2 separate regions of the Mus musculus genome follow, and region 1 is linked to region 2. A link is a loop called in an ENCODE intact Hi-C map of the cell type or tissue named here. Cell type or tissue: heart. All regions are shown on one strand.

Region 1 (8,000 bases), 200 kb before region 2:
GGGACTGGTTCCGTGGGCAAAGGAGTCTTAAAGCAATCAAAGTTTAGTGGCCAGAGACAGCTAGTCAAGAATGTTCACTGATTTTGCAGAGGACCAAGATGGCTGCTCAGGGTAGGTGGGGAAATATCATAACCACCTGTAACTCCACTCCTTGGGATTTCATACCTCTCTCTCACACACACCCCACCCCATACACAGATAATTAAAAAGAAAATCTTTACAGAAAGATTCTCCTTTTAGCCCAGCTACACTACAGTGGCAGCTGAGACACGGGTGTGTGTGTGTGTGTGTGCAGTGAGGGAGTTTTGATGTGTGCGCAGATTCACAGGAGGAGCCATCGAAGGCAGGAAGCACGGACTGGCTCCAGGACCCAAACTAAGGGTTTTTTTAAATTCAATTTTGTCTTTTCCGGTGTCTGTCAGAATCTAGAAGTTTCACACAGGTTCTCCTGTAATCACCGTGGACAAGATGACTCACTGGACTGGGTGCGAGGCCAGTTTGAAAGCAGCAATCAGAAAGGGAATTACGAACATAATCAAATTGAAATGAGTCACAAAACTAACCTCATATGCTTAATGACATATAATTGGTTTTATGTTACGTACATAGTTTTTTGGGTTTTTTTGTTTTTTTTGTTTTTTTACGGTTCCACAATTATCTCTCTTTTAAAGAGCTAAACACAATTTTTATGACTTTCCTTCACATTGGTGAATACATGTGTTTTCACACTCACCACAGAGACTGTCCTCTCTTCTCCCTCACAGGTGTTCTGGTGTCTCTGCCACTTAACTCCCTACCTCAGGTCATCACTTGTGTCACCGTGTACGCCCATGTAACAACCAACTAAGTGCTAACATCATTCTAGAAAGTCCCGGAAGTCAGCTGTGTACCTCAGCCTCCTTGGCAAAGCCTGCTTGAATTTCTTTTCCTTCCTTTTTTTTTGAGACCAAGTCGTACTACAGAGCCCCGGCTGACTTCAAACTCAGGAACCTCCTGCCTCAGCTTCCAAAGTGCTAGGATTACAAGCATTCATTCAACGACCTCTCTTGTCTGAGTTCCTTTTAAGTCAAAGGACGACTGTATGCTGGACATGATCCCTTTAGATGAAGACAACCATGCAAGACTAAACTGCATGGGGATTTCTGGATTTTAAAGACTGGAATTTATTGGCTAGGTGTGGTGGCACACACCTCTGATCCTTGCACTCTGGCTTGCCTGACTTTTTTAAATGTAATTTTTCTTTGAGACTGACCCAAGGGTCTTTCTGCCTCTTTTTTAAAAAAAAAAAAAGTTTTTGAGTGTGTGGGGATCAAGCCCAGGCCCTCAAACACGTTAGTCAGTGCTGTACACCTGGCTCTTTATCCTCTTCTACTAATGAGTATGATTATACTGCCGTATAATTTACAAATACCCTTTAACAGCCTTTTGCCCTTCTACTTGGATGAGAGTCTAGGAAAACTGCTTGCACATGGCAGGTGCCCTGGCAAGCAGCAACATATATATAATTATCCCATCGCAAACAATACTGCATACGCAAATGTTCATGGTAAGGTGCTGGATTTGAGCACCCCTAAAATAAGGCTTTCCCCCCAACCCCCACCCCCCGAATCTACACATGAATCTGCTCACACCCAACCACCTCACAAAGCCCACCAGTTGGTTGGTTACCCCTGGCTCAGTACCTGGGAGGAACATTTATTAACGCAGGAGCAGGCTGCAGGTGGACCAGGCACGGCGGTAAGCATGCCACACATATTAATAATTAATCCCCACAACAGCTTATAACATGAGCGCTGTTGCTATGCCAACCTTCCTAGATAAAAACTAGGAAGGGGCAGAAGCAACACCTAAGGAATCCAGCCTCGGGACATGTCCCTCCAGCCCTGTGCCTTTCGTATCAGCAGCTGCAAGGGCCGACCATGAAAACTTCAGCCACTGGCAAGGCTGCTGTGTTCCTGGAGCTGATGTGAAGTACGATGCCTGCCATGCTGAGGACACAGAACCAACCAAGAGGCGTCTTTAAGGTCTGTCTGGCCTCGCTTTCTCTTCCAAAGTCCAAGGACCTGACCATGGGGAGCACGCCTGTAAAGAATGTAATAGGCTACGGCTACATCCCTCTAATGCCTGGAAACAAGTCCAGAGGTGACACCACACCCAGAGCCCAAAGGGACTGTCCTGGATATCGTGTTTTTCAAGCCACTTTATTCCTCTGAACATCATGTAGTCTTTTTTTGGTTTGTTTGTTTGGTTTTTTCGAGACAGGGTTTCTCTATAGCCCTGGCTGTCCTGGAACTCACTTGTAGACCAAGCTGGCCTCGAACTCAGAAATCCGCCTGCCTCTGCCTCCCAAGTGCTGGGATTAAAGGTGTGCGCCACCACCGCCCGGCGGTAGCAAGCTTTGAGGCTCATTTGTTTACCTGTCCTCCTCCTTTGCACATAGTGAGTTCTGATACCCTTTTCTCCTGTGCTTGTGCCAGGTAAGGGGAACTTCAGAGGGAGGAAGGGAAACCTGCTTCGCCCGCCATGTTAAACTTGTCACAGAAGAATCAAAGACGCTGGTAACCGGGGCAGATGAAAGCCATCCCTACACAACTGTATCATTCAACCTTGGGGGAATGGGGATATCGGTCCCATCCCTGGCTTTCCTAACTTTGGCCAACCATTATCACCCAGGGATCTGTCCTTCATAAGCTGCAGCTCAGTGAACAGGTGCCTTTGTGTGTGTGTGTGTGTGTGTGTGTGTGTGTGTGTGAGAGAGAGAGAGACAGAGAGAGACAGAGAGAGAAACAGAGACAGAGAGACAGAGTGAGGAGCAAGTGGATAGAAAAACCCTGGTGGCATCATATGAATTCCTGAAGTGATGTTCCCAGGCAAATGACATCACCTCACTTAAGGGTTTATTGAAGGAGAAAATGCTGTGATATTTCTCTAACACACAGGACTACAGCCAAGCCATCTCTAGAACAAAAGCTGTCAACCCGATTCCCTAAACATCCTTTGTCGTGTTACTTCCTTGTCGTGGGTGACTCCCCAAATCCTCTTACGTAATTTTTCATTTCTCATCGAGTTTTCAGTACACCTCTAAAGAAAGAGGCCTACCTTGGCTAACTAACTACGTTATTTTATTGTATAGGGTCTCGCCTGGGGTCGTGTGTATCCAAGAGCCCTACCCTAACTACCTTCCTCTTTCCCAGCTAGTACTCAGTTATTGTTCTTCTCCCTTCCGGCTGACCACCCGCGCTTCTTGTGCACATAATACGATGCTCATCTTTTGAGCTTTTTGCTCGGTACCTCCTAGCAGAGATCCACCAGTTCATCTTGGATCCCTGGCTCAATATGTTCTCCATTCTTTCCAGCTTTCTTCGAATTGTCCTCTAACAATGAGCTAAATCTTTGCAAGACCTAAGACCCAGTAAGGATTTATGCAAATCAGCCCATTTTAGCATTTGCTAACCAGGAACTCTAGTACCAGTTCCTGGTTTCCTCTGGCAGGAACCATACACCAGCGGGCTTCTCCTCCCCCAACGCGTCTAGAACAGATGCACGCAGTTGCGCTAACACACAGCTTGGACCTGCAGCCTGCAGCCTGCAGCCGCGGCAGGTGCGGGCAGCCGGGCACCAGGTGTCAGTCATCGGATGTCGCAGGCCCAGTGCACACGGTCCCGGGGCCTCGTTCGGCCAGGGTTCGCCAGCACAGGAACCGCGTAGGGCCTCGAACCGAGCCACCTCCGCTCCACCAGCCGATGGTCCAGCCGCCCGCAGGCTCCAGGCGCGGTTGCGCAGCACTAGGGACAGATGCGGCCCGGGAGATGCCCCGCGGGGTCGAGAGCCACTCACCTGACCTGATGCTGCACACCCGAGAGGATCCGACCGGCGACTGCGACCAGCGGAGGTTGGGGCGGGACAGTGGCGGCGCCGCACTTCCGGCCCGGGGGCGGGGCGGAAGGAGCACCGGCGAGCCCGGCGCGACCAACCGTGGCAGGGGGTTGCTGCAAGCGTTTCGAAGACCCGGAGGACCCAGGCAGCCAGCGGCGGAAACTAGCCTGGCTGCACGACCCGACGAACTCAGCCCCTGTAGCCGCGAGTACATATTCCCCAGCTCACTGGCACGGCATCCTCCTGCCGCAGCCGCGCCGGCTTGCTGGTCTCCCCGGCTCCCAGCGCAAGTCCCGCGCCCCTTCCGCATTCCCGAGCCGAGGGCGGAGCGCCAGCGCTGGAATTTGACCCGGGTGGGCTGGGAGCCGCCCTGGTTTGGGGGTCCCCTGGCGCCTGCAGCGGGCAGCCCGAAGTTGCCTGATTTAGCAGAGGGCAGTTGGCCTGGTTAAACTGAGTTTTAGATAAACAATGCTCAAGAGAAGGAATGTAATCCGGAAGAGGGCGGCGGCTGAGCACTCTCCAGTGGGCTCCAGAAACGTTCTCGCTTATTTGAAATTGCACTCCAGCCAGTGGCCTTTACTTTCTCCCCGCCGGGAGGTCATATTCTAGAAGTCTGATCAGAAATTCCGTGTCAGACGGTGGTGGCGACACCTTTGATTCCAGCACTTAGAAGGCTGGGGCAGCATCTCTGTGAGCTGAAGGCCAGCCTGGTCTACAGAGCTTAGTTCCAGGACAGCCACGCTACACGTAGAAAACCACCTCCCTTCCTACCCCACTTCCAAAAGAAATTCCTCCAAGGCAGGAACACTATGGTCTCCAGCACTGAGTATCCGTGTACTTCACAGCAGTCCAGACAATACAAATACAACTTAGGGGCCAGCAAGATGGCTCAGCAGGTAAAAGTGCCTGTTAGCACGCATGACTGAGTTATTTTCTCAGGGCCCACAGAGAACAACCAATTCCTGTAATTTGTTCCTTGAGCCCCGTATGCAGGTACCAGGGAATGTGCAGCCTCCTCCCCAAACTAGTAGATAAAATGTAAAATAAGATAATAATCCTAATAAATTGAGGGTGGCTTTAAATATGCGCTTGAAAAAATCAGGGTCTGGGATTGCGTAGGTCAGAGGTGGAGAATAGGCGCCAGGTGGTACTGATGCTGTATCTTTGATCCTATTTGTCCTCAAAAATCATTGCTTAAATAATTATGTTTCTTATAAAGTTATGGCACTTTCAGGGTTTGTTACATAAGTCTACCACCACTTCCTAGATCCTCACCCTAGGCAATGTAAAATCAGTTAATGAGCAGGATGTGGTGGGCACAGGCCTTTAACCCTGGCATTCCAACGGGTAAACTTAACACAGCAAAAGTCCCTCTCAAAAACCCAGAGTGCGCACAGGGAGGTGGGTCAGTGGCTAAGAGTACTTGCTATGCAAACAAGAGGACTCAAGTTTGAAGTCCCAGCACTCATGTAAGGGCCAGGCTTCCCCTCTTTCCAGGGAACCACAAATCGGCTCCATACATAAACACCCCCCTCTCCCACATTTCCAATTTCTGTAGCAAACGAAGGAAGCGCTCCTATTTCAAATGAGGAAGATGACATTTTAAAACAACCTGGCCACATGAGGGCGGGCGCAGATCCACTTGGGTACCAGGTGGGGTTTGGTTAACCACACCCAGCTCCAGATAGACTAGACGCTGCTTTTTATCATAAAGGGACCATTATGAACAGCATGAATTCATTTTATAAATGAATAAATAGGTCAACAAAGAATAAGTAGCTTCGGGGACTGGAGAGATGGCTCAGCGGTTAAGAGCTCTAACTGCTCTTCCGAAGGTCCTGAGTTCAAATCCCAGCAACCACATGGTGGCTCACAACCATCCACAACGAGATCTGGCGCCCTCTTCTGGTCTGAAGACAGCTACAGTGTACTTACATATATTAAAAAAAAAAAAAAGTAGCTTTAAAGCCGTGCTGTAGCAAAACTGGGACTTGAAATGCTGAGAAAGGTCTCGCTGGGTGGTGGGTGGCAGCAGCTCAGGGCTCAGCACAGCCAGGGCTGCGCCCTGGGGGAGGGGAGGTAGTGGGAGGAAGAGGAAAAAACACCAGTAGGCCAGAGCACTCCAAATCCAGTAGGCTCCTCTATACTTCCCTAGTCCCTCCTAAAACGAGCTTTGTGTATAACTTTCCAAGGCCTGTACTTGAAGCTCTCTAAGTCAGTGTCTACCCACTCCTAAACTTCCTGTTGGTCTCAGCCCCTCACATTTGGTAGAAAGCGGTTTCCTTTGGGCACTGGAGTCCAGTGGCAACATAAACAACCGTAAAGCAGGTGAGCAGGCTGCCGTAAAGCAGACAGGCGGGTGGCTGCGCACTGTAGTGTTTTGCTGGGGCTTTGAAGCTGGAGGACCAACCCTGAGTTCCTTCTCATGACAGAAACGTCAGAGATCGGTTCTGCTTTCAAGCCCACTGCTGGAGGAGATTTCTTCGAGCTTTTTAATGGCAGCCATTCTTGCTTAAGCAAAACCCACACCTAAGCATAGAGAATCCTACTAGCAAATTAAGAGACTTAATTCATCCAGGATTGACCACCCACAGTTCCTAACTGCTATTTAGGGGGTTGCCTGGATGGAAATGGATGCTGCAAGAGCGAATTTTAGTAGTACTTTTCTTTTCCTACAGTAGAAATAAGATTTGTTAGCAAAACATACTTATGGTTTTTTTCTTAATTCCCCCTTCAGTAAAAGTGGAAATTCAACAAAACTCTAACACTGAGTGGATAAGCTGAAAAAAAGTATTTTGCTTAAAATCTAATGAAATTCAAGCAGGAAATTAGGACAGATTTCTGTGATTCTAGTCTTGAAGGAAGAGTAGGTGTTACTAGTTAATAGCCCCCACCCAACCCCCATTCTACAGGACTGGCATTATTGGGTTAAAGCCTCCTGCTGCTCAAAGGCATTACGTAATTGTTTATCAAATGAGGTAATGGTTTCCCTCAAGAACAGTCTTTCAATAGCATAAGAGTTTGAAGGGGGGGGGGGGGAAGCCACCCCGTTCAAACCTTTTTACACTTAGAACTTTTTGAAACATTAGAAACAAAACAGAACAACGGTGTTTTCCACTCCCTGATTAACATGACAACTGTTCTCAGTTATCAAAAATGACCCAAGTTATTTATAGGGTTGAAACAATGACCTCACTTTCCCAGGCATGCAGCCACAGCTGTTCTGACTGTGGGTAGGTCAGGAATGTCTAACATTCTCATATGGACTTAGGAGGAATCTCTGTATAAACAAACAGGTCTTTTAATAGGGGTTGTTATAATAAGGAAAAACTGTATACAAAAAAAAATACTATATTTCCAACAGCTGGAAACACAGCGAAATCTGTCCTTTTTGTTAAAAGCATTCCAAAGAACCTTTAAAATAGAACACAGAAAACTTAGTGTGCTCAGCGGCTGCTAGTTTCGGTGGCAGGAAGTTTACATGGACGAGGTAAAGCAGGTCCGTCCAGCTGGCGGCAGAGCTAATGCAGGGTCACAATTCTGCAGGAACTATCTTCCAAAAGAAAGACAAAGTCTAGGGCCCCCAACTCGGGCTTTATCTGATTTCCCTGGAGGGAGAAATGAACAGGAGCAGAGAAAACCAGGATTGCTTTAATAACACAACTGGAAGCAGTCGGACCAAACCCTGACAGGACTGTCATTCACTTGGCCCACGGTGCTTAGAGAGAAAGGCGTACGTGAAACTAAAAGTCAAGTGGCAAATAACGCTAAACAACTAAGCATTTTATCAGAAAGTTTAATTATAAATCAGAAAAAATTGAGTGGATAACTTTCTCTGAAAAAATATATTGATTCTGGGCTGCAGTTATTACAAGGGACAAGACTGCCTGTAAGTTAAATGAACTTACTTTCTCATCACAATGACAGAAGGTCCCATTTCCAGTATTATAAGGTACATGTGGCCCAAAATGGCTGAGAATAAATATAAAACAAGAAAGGCAAAAAGCAGTAAAGCTAGGGCATGCATTGGGCTCCAGGAGAAAATCTCAGAAATACCCCAATGGCAACGGGAGCAATGGGCTGGAAGCCGCCGCAGCTCTTCAGTCATCTTTGTCTTTCGCGCC
Region 2 (8,000 bases):
TAGATAGTGTGCAGAATTACACATGTGCGGTGATTTTACTTTTCCTATACATTTTGTTTTCTTTGTAGTGAACAGTGGTGTGCTGACTTTGCGTGACTCCAGGCTCACATTGCCTGACTGTCAGTGGGGTCTGCGTCCTGTTCTGAGTATCTGAGTCTCTCTCCCGTTGGGTCCCTTGTCCTCATTCTTTACTCAATTTCCTGCTTATCTGGAATTGTTACCTTTGCGGCATTTACTGGGGTTTTTTTTCTTTATTTGTGGTTCTTTCTCTCCTCCTCCATCTCTTAAATCTTCATCTTCTAACTTTGCCTTCTCTTACTGAAGTGCCTTTCTCACCTGGGAAATACCGGCCTCACTCCTGGCCTTGTTTTGTCCCTCACACCTGAGAAGGAAGGTGTGTTACCAGAGTCTGCAGGCCAGAGGGCGCGAGAGCACCAGAGACTCATCGGGGCCTCTGTTCTTGTGAAGTTGAGGAGGTGGCTGGCTGGCGCTGGGCTCTGTTCCTCTGAGTGGGAATGTTTCTGTCTTGCTTGCTGTGGTCCTGTCTGTAGGGGATTCCAGAGGCTCTTGGCATTTTGTCTGTTAGGATTGTCATTGGTGGACCCTTCGGTCGTTCTGGTATGGCCTTTCAAGGACTTCCATGGTTTCAGTTTATTGTTATAGCTCTTGAGATGAGGACTGGGGGATGCCACTATGTCCAAGACCTCACCAGCTTTTAGAGAACTAGTCAGTATTCTGTGGGATGCCTCACTGTAAGTTTTCCTTATTGCTTTCTCATGATAAGACTGGGTTATGACTAAGGAAGACCACAGAGGGTAAAGTACCTTGTGACTCATGGTGGTCATGGCCTTGATCAACAGCAGTTTGAGGTTGTGTGTTTCAGATTTTTCTCTACTGACAACCTAATTTGTATTTTTTTCTATGTATAAGAAGTTTGTAGGGGGGTCGTAAGGGGGGGATGGTAGTGTGTGTGTGGGGGAGGGGGGTTGGCAGCCAGAGGGGGGCTTCCCTTTCTAAGGGGAATTGGGGAAGGACTTACATGAGGGGGCACTGGGAGGAAAGGAAGGGCTGATAATGGGCTGTAAAGTGAATAAATAAATTTAATAAAAAATATTGATGTGTATGCATGCTTTCTCTGTGTGTATGTGAATGCATCATATGTGTGCCTGGTACCTGTGGAAGTCAGAAGAGAGTGTTGGATTCCCTGGAACTGGAGTTATGGGTGATTGTGAGATACCATGTGGTGCTGGGAACTGAACCTAGGTCCTTTGCAAGAGCAACAAATGCTCTTAACTGCTGAGCCAGCTCTCTGGGCCCTATATATTATTTATTTATTTACTTATTTACTTATTTACTGAGGAGGATGTATCGCAGTGAGTGTGTGGAGGTCAGAAGACAACTCTCCAGGAATTGGTTCTTTATTTACACATTGTTAAGGCAGGGTCTGTCTCCCGTGTTTTTGCTGCTGTGCTGGGTATGAAAGCCTCACCCCATCCCAATTCTCTGGTCCCTACCTTCCATCCCCCACCATCCTGCTGGCCCTAGTTTATGTCTTCTAGAAATTACTCTCCTAGCTAATATCTAAAGGGTGGGAATTACCCATGTCATTTTTGAGAGTACAGTATCATGCATTTGGAATTTTATATGAAAAATAAGTATCTCATTCCAGTTGATAAGTTCAGGTTATTTGCTTGCATTGGAATAGATTCATAGATAGCCTCTGCTACTGTTGGTTATGATGTAATCCTGTGTATGTGTATAGTTTGTGAGGGCATTATGACACACTGTGGGCTTAGGTAGCGTGAACAATAGGAATTCATTGCCTCAGAATTGACTCAAGCTAAGATCAAGGCTGTCTGCAAGGGCTGTTTTGTTTTCTTTGTCTTCACCTTCTTTTGTGTATGAATCCATTCCAAATCCCCTGTTTAATGTAAGGACCCTTTTATCTTGGAATAGGGCCCACTTGTTTTTGGAGGTGGGGTATGGTCTCTCTGTGTAGCCCTTGCTATCCTAAAACTCAGAGCTCTGCCTGCCTCTGCTTTCTAAACGCTGGGGTTACAGGCCATGTGCCACCATACCTGGCAATAGCATTTTATTTTGAATATTTTATTAAAAATTTTTTTAAAAACTGAGCTAAGGACCCATTCTGAAGAACCAGAACCAGAGCTTAGATTTCCTGTCTCCATCCCCAGTGAAGGGTGTGGAAACATTGTGTCATTGTGTGGCTTAGCAGGGTGTATAGTTACAGTAATATTTTAAAAAGTGCCTTGAGGCACTGTCTGCAATTTTCACTGAAGATCAGAAAGTCCTTAGGAAGTAATTCTCAGATTATAACTGGAAGTTTTTGTTCAGTCTTGTGTAACCACTAAAATTTCTCAGATGTTTAATAGTTTAGCGTGCTTCATTCTTATTTGTTTTCTAAAGTAATTCAGAGGTTGGCAAGAACAAAGAATCCAATGGTGGGGCCTAGTGCAACAGAATTAGTCTGGTTTCTTACAGGGTAGCCCATTCTGATGCTTCCTAGGGTCTTTAAACTCCATTTTTCAGTTGGCAAGTTTCCTGGAGTTCTCCTTAGTTTTCTTATTCTGGTCTTTCTCTGTTCCTACATGTTAAAGTAACCTCTGCCCCGTCCCACCCCACCCCCTCTTACTTTCCTCTCTCCACACCTCCCTCCCTCATTTCCCTAACATTTAGATTTTATCATAGCACACTGAGGGATGACTGGCTCAGTGGGTAGGCATTATGATACTGTCTCAAAGGGGAATGCTGTAGTTTTGACCTCAATTGTGTTCCTTTGCATTTAAGTTAGGTTTAGAGAAATACAAGCCTCCAAAAGTGAAATGTGCATAGGCATGAAGTATTGCCGCTGACACCTGCTATGCAAAAGTTGGCAATGAGCCTTGGAGTTAATAGCAGGTACAGAGATTTTGGTGGCTGAGAGAAGGCCTTTGGGAGAACCAAGAAATAGTTGGTGTAGGGGCGTTGTTCTGTTTGTGGATATGTGTGTGAAGCTGTATGTGGGAAAATGCTGTTCTAGGGTGTAAAAGTATCAGTTCTTTCTGCATCTTCTCTGCCTGTTGAAAATGGAGTATCGATAGCCATTACAGATGGCATGTAACACTGTTAATGTCAGCCTCACCTGTTACCTAATTATAATTTTAGTAGTTTTTAGTATTACCCTTTATTATATGAGTAGTGGAAGGAAACTGTTGGCTCTACTAATGAAAATGTAGCTATGAAGGAGAATGATTGAGAACACAACCAAAGGTACAAAGACTGTTGTGGGGTGTGTGTGTGTGTGTGTGTGTGTGTGTGTAACCTGACACATTTAGCTCCTTTTTTGCCCATGTAATATATACATTTATATACATTTCAATTATTCTGTCATACTGGAAAACACCTCTCCCAGTAAATCTTTTAGCGTTAGAGGTATTTTTCACCCTTCACGGTGGTAGATTAAGGTTTTACAAATAGTTTAAAAAGTTACTCACTGCACTATCTGATGATGAGTCATGTATATAAGAGAAATGAACTAAGTTTTTGGCTTATGAGTGTTGTGACTATTGAAAGAGCACTCTTAGAAGCTAGATGGCTCCCTTTTCAGAGCCACATTGGGTTCCCAGTATTCATGACAGATATGGCTTACAAAGACCTGTAACTCCATCTGTAGAGGAACCCAAATGCCTCTGGCCTCCACAAGTACCTGTTAAAAATAATAAAAATAAATAAGAAAGAATTCATGGGTAGGAAAGAGGAACTGATAATGTGCTAGGTGGTGATATGTTGATTATCAGGGCCTTAAGAGGTGACTCACACATAGCCTTCATGTGTGATTTTGCAGAGATGTGAGTGTAATTAGAAAGTGTTGCACACCGTGGGGAAGTGCTCCTACCTGCCTGAGCACAGGCCTGGGAGAGCTCAGGCTGTTAGCTTCACCTTTACAGCTGTTTCATATGGCTGTAGGCTCTTCTGACCCATTTCTGTCTTGTCCTGCCTGATTGTAGCTAGACTGTGAATTAGACCTAACTTGTTGAGCAATGGACTGAAGAGTGGCATTCAGTTGGTTGAGCTCCTCAGAAAGGGAAAAGGATTCGCAAGGCTAAAAAGACTTAAAGCACTGTTGATGGCAGTGAGAATTTAGATGGAGTCATTTGTATTTTCCTGTGTCCCTCTCTAAATAGTGACCACCTTCGTGGCAGTGACCCAACTGACAGTTACTGATTAAGCATGGACTGTGCGTGGCATAGTTTTTGTCTTTAAGTAGTTTTTGGGCACCACCTCATGGAGTCCTAACCACAGTCCTACCTGATAGGTGTTCCTGCCCCAGGTCAAGCTGAAACTAAGAATGGTTATGTGCTGCAGGTTCTTATCATAGCAAGTGAGAGCGCTATGTATGATGTTAGACGCAGCTTACGGACCTGCTGGCCCACTGCCAACATTTCTAAGAACCTAGCAAACCCGTCAGTCACAAATAAGGGAAATGCCATTCGTGTAACTTGGTGGTTCTTGTGTTGCTCATGAGGGCTTATAGCTGTAAACCCAGCACTGGGTAGACCGGAAGGAACATCATTAGTTTGAGGCCAGCCTAGGTAGGCTACCTAGTGAATTTTGCCAAGGCTGAAAAATGAAAACCTGTCTCAGACCTAACCAACCATCAAAACAAAGAGGACTAACTAAATACACAAATGAAGAATGATGGTGATTACCACCTGGGGGCAGGTTTGCTGCCAGCAGACTTTCAAAAGTAAACAGAATTTTTGTTTTGTTTTGTTTTGTTTTGTTTTGTTTTTAATTGTTACAGTTTAAGAGAGGGTGCTGCTGACATCTAGTGGTTGAAGGCCAGGGACGCTGAGTGTCTTTTTATTCCCAAAGATTTATCTGACCCCAAATGAAGTATGCTAAGACTGGAAAATCCAGACTTAAAAATATATCAAAAGTTAGAAAGCCAGGCCGGGCGTGGTGGCACACACCTTTAATCCCAGCACTTGGGAGGCAGAGGCAGGTGAATTTCTGAGTTCGAGGCCAGCCTGGTCTATCGAGTGAGTTCCAGGACAGCCAGGGCCACAGAGAAACCCTCTCTTGAAAAACCAAAAAAAAAAAAAAAAAAAAAAAAAGCTAGAAAGCCAATCAGCATTCCTGTGGTCTGGCCGCTGACACCCCCCCCCCCACACACACACCTCACTGCTCTGCTGTTCTCCAGCTGTTTCTTTGTGCATCACAGGGCATGGTATGAGGCAATCTGACTGATGCTAACCACCAATTCTCTTGGGCAAATTGAATCTATGTTTAAAAACTTAGATAGAAGTCTGCAAAGAGAGAAAGCCAGCTTATGTTCCAAATGTTCTAATGTTGCAGTCTTTCTAGAGTGCAGGGAGCAGAGTTAGAGGATGGCATGGTTCCTGGCCTGTAAGAGGAAGTATTTGGTTAGTGGACATTGTATTTCCATATTCAGATCTTGGAGGGATAGATGTGCATGTGTGTACATCCTGTGCTACTTTAAGGACTGTTGTCATGTATGTAGTAAAGCCAGACTGAGCTTTTGGCTTTACTACATGCATGTGGTGGCTTTTCTTGGTTGTCAACCTTGACTACATCTAGAATTAACTAAAACCCAAGCAGCTGGGTATAGCAATGAGGGATGGTTTTTCTTAATGAAGTTATCTGAAGTAGCCAGACCCACTTTTAATCCGGATCTTCTTATGAGGGAAGACCCACCCATAATCCAGACTTTTGGAGGTGAGAACATCCACTTTTAATGTGGGCCACACCTTCTGCTGGCAGTCTATAATGTAAGGACTTGGAAGAAGAAAGCTTATTCTTTCTACCTGCCTCTCCCTCCTTTGATGGCTTTAGAGTCTACTTCTCTGGAATTCTGGCATATACTGAAGACCATCTGAGCCATCCAGCCTTGTGGACTGAACAGCTACTGGACTCTTAGCCTTTTGTTGGTAAATAGCCTTTGTTGTATTACCTGGAGCATAACCTGTAAGCCATTATAATAAATCCTCTTCATATATATATATAGATATATAGATATAGATATAGATATAGATATATATATAGATATATATATAGATATATATAGATATATAGATTCATTCTATAAATTTTGTTCCTTTAGAAAACCCTGACTGATAAAGCATATTTTAACTACTTTGTCTGAGGAATAATTGAAAATTTTTCTACACCTGAATGTTCTTGTTTCACAAATAGTAGTTAACTTAGAATCAGAGGTTCTTGGGCTGGGGGCAGTGACTCAGTGAGAAAAATGTTCATCCTGAAAGCACAGCACCCGAGTTTGAATCTCTAGAACCACGTACAGCTAGACACATTATCAGTTGTCTGAATCCAGTGCTTCTATGGCAATATGGGAGGCTGAGACAGGAGAATTGCTCCTGTCCCCATTAGCTGGTCCATGCAGCAGCTGACAACAGAGACTCTGTGACAAACAAGGTGGAAGGCAAGGACCACAGAGTGTCCTCTGACCTCCATCTTTACACACGTGACTATGCAAGTGCACACGTAGCACACATACCACATTCATTCTTAGAATCTATAAGTTAAAGAGGGGCTCTAGGAAAGCTTTGGCCACAAGACATTGTAGTTGTGTGAGTATACATACACATTATGCTGTCTGTCAACGAGGACACTGGATAGAAGACACATCCCAGCACTTGGTTAGGCTTTGAAAAATGTGATTATCATAAACTACCATTTAACTGTTTTCTCCCAGGCTACATAATAGATCCTTAGAAGCCTGATAAGGGCTGGAGAGATGGTTGCGTTAAGAGCACTTTATTGCTCTTGCAGAGGACAGGCGCTTGATTTCCATAGTGGGGTGAGGGTGAGGGTTCACAGCTCCCTGTAACTCTAGCTCCACATGGATCTAATGACCTCTTCTGGCCTTCACAGGCACCTGCGTCTGTGACGTGCGCTCAGTAAAGCAGTAGCTCAGTATTAAGCAGTAGCTCCCTAGCCCTCGTCCTAACGCAGTCTGTGCGTGATCTTTCACATTCCTTTGTAGGCCAAGGCTAGTCTTCAGTCCTGGCTCTCCTCCTACCTTACCTTCTTGAGTGGCTGGGACTGCAGACATGTGTATCCACACCCAGCTCTAGTCTGACTTATTAATGTGCCTTTTCTAGGTTTTTAGTTTTGTTTTTGTTTTTACTGAAATCATATGATGCCCTTTTATGTATGCTTTGTTTTTTTTTTTTTTTTTTTTTTTTTTTAAGCATGCTTCAGGGACTGGCTAGCATATGTCAGAACCTCATTTGTTTTTATAGCTAGAGAATATACATCTTTTTATATGTTCTACATTTTTCTCCATCTACTAATGGAACATTGTGAGTTTTCCAACTAACTCATTCAGTATTCTGAGCAATGCTTCCATGAACAATTTTACTTACAAGCATCAGTTTGAGTCTCTTCAAGTTTTCATGTACATACCTGAATATGGAATGACAGGATTTTATAGTCACTCACTGTTTAGATTTCTGAATAACTGCCAGACAATTTCCACAGTGGCTTCACAATTTTGCATTCCCATTAAGAGTGCACAAAGTTTTTCTACCCTGCTGGTACTTGTCTTCAAAAAGTTATGGTAGTTGTAGTGGGCAGTGGCGTGACAGGGTCACTGTGGTTTGACTTGTATTTCACGGGTGAATCTTCTCATCTCCTCACTGGCTGTTGGTATACCTTCTTTAAAGGTTTGTTCAGACCCTTTGCCCACACTTTAATTTCCTTTCTTTATTTTCTCAGGGGAGGACATTGATGCATGCAGGCCAGAGTCAGCTTTGAGGAGTTAGTTCTTTTTCCATGAGTTCTGGGAATCAAACTCTAGTTGCCAGGTTTGACCACGTGCTCCTTAACTTGCTAAGCTATCTCCTCAGCCATAAATAACATGTCCTTTTGATGACTTGTAATTCTTTATATAGTCTGGATATTAAACTCTCATCAAAGATGATTTAAAAATATTTTCTTATATTCTTAGGTTGTCTTTT

What was found. A loop is a pair of places that touch in the nucleus more often than their neighbours do. Peaks named below come from ENCODE experiments on the same cell type or tissue, not always from the same donor. Only the 100,000 strongest peaks of a DNase experiment are listed, where the experiment ranks them.
Region 1: it touches region 2 in a loop (2.8-fold over the local background); 11 of 42 quality-filtered maps call a loop at or near these places.

Annotation. Positions count from the first base shown.
Region 1 is chr17:70,986,636-70,994,635 of GRCm38, forward strand. Myl12b (myosin, light chain 12B, regulatory) reads right to left here and starts at 3,881. Exons shown (of 4, transcript NM_023402.2): 1 at 3,838-3,881. It overlaps Myl12a (myosin, light chain 12A, regulatory, non-sarcomeric), which reads right to left. Exons shown (of 4, transcript NM_026064.2): 4 at 7,158-8,000. The coding sequence ends at 7,977. In heart, a CTCF peak has its summit at 5,770 (motif pointing left); DNase peaks (open chromatin) are centred at 3,896, 4,196, 6,246 and 7,076; H3K4me3 peaks cover 2,893 bases; H3K27ac peaks cover 4,162 bases.
Region 2 is chr17:71,191,422-71,199,421 of GRCm38, forward strand. All of the region lies in intron 1 of Lpin2 (lipin 2), which reads left to right. Among named protein-coding and RNA genes, the nearest start is that of Lpin2, 12 kb to the left of the region's middle. In heart, a CTCF peak has its summit at 4,820 (motif pointing left); no DNase peak of the experiment used is centred here; H3K4me3 peaks cover 459 bases.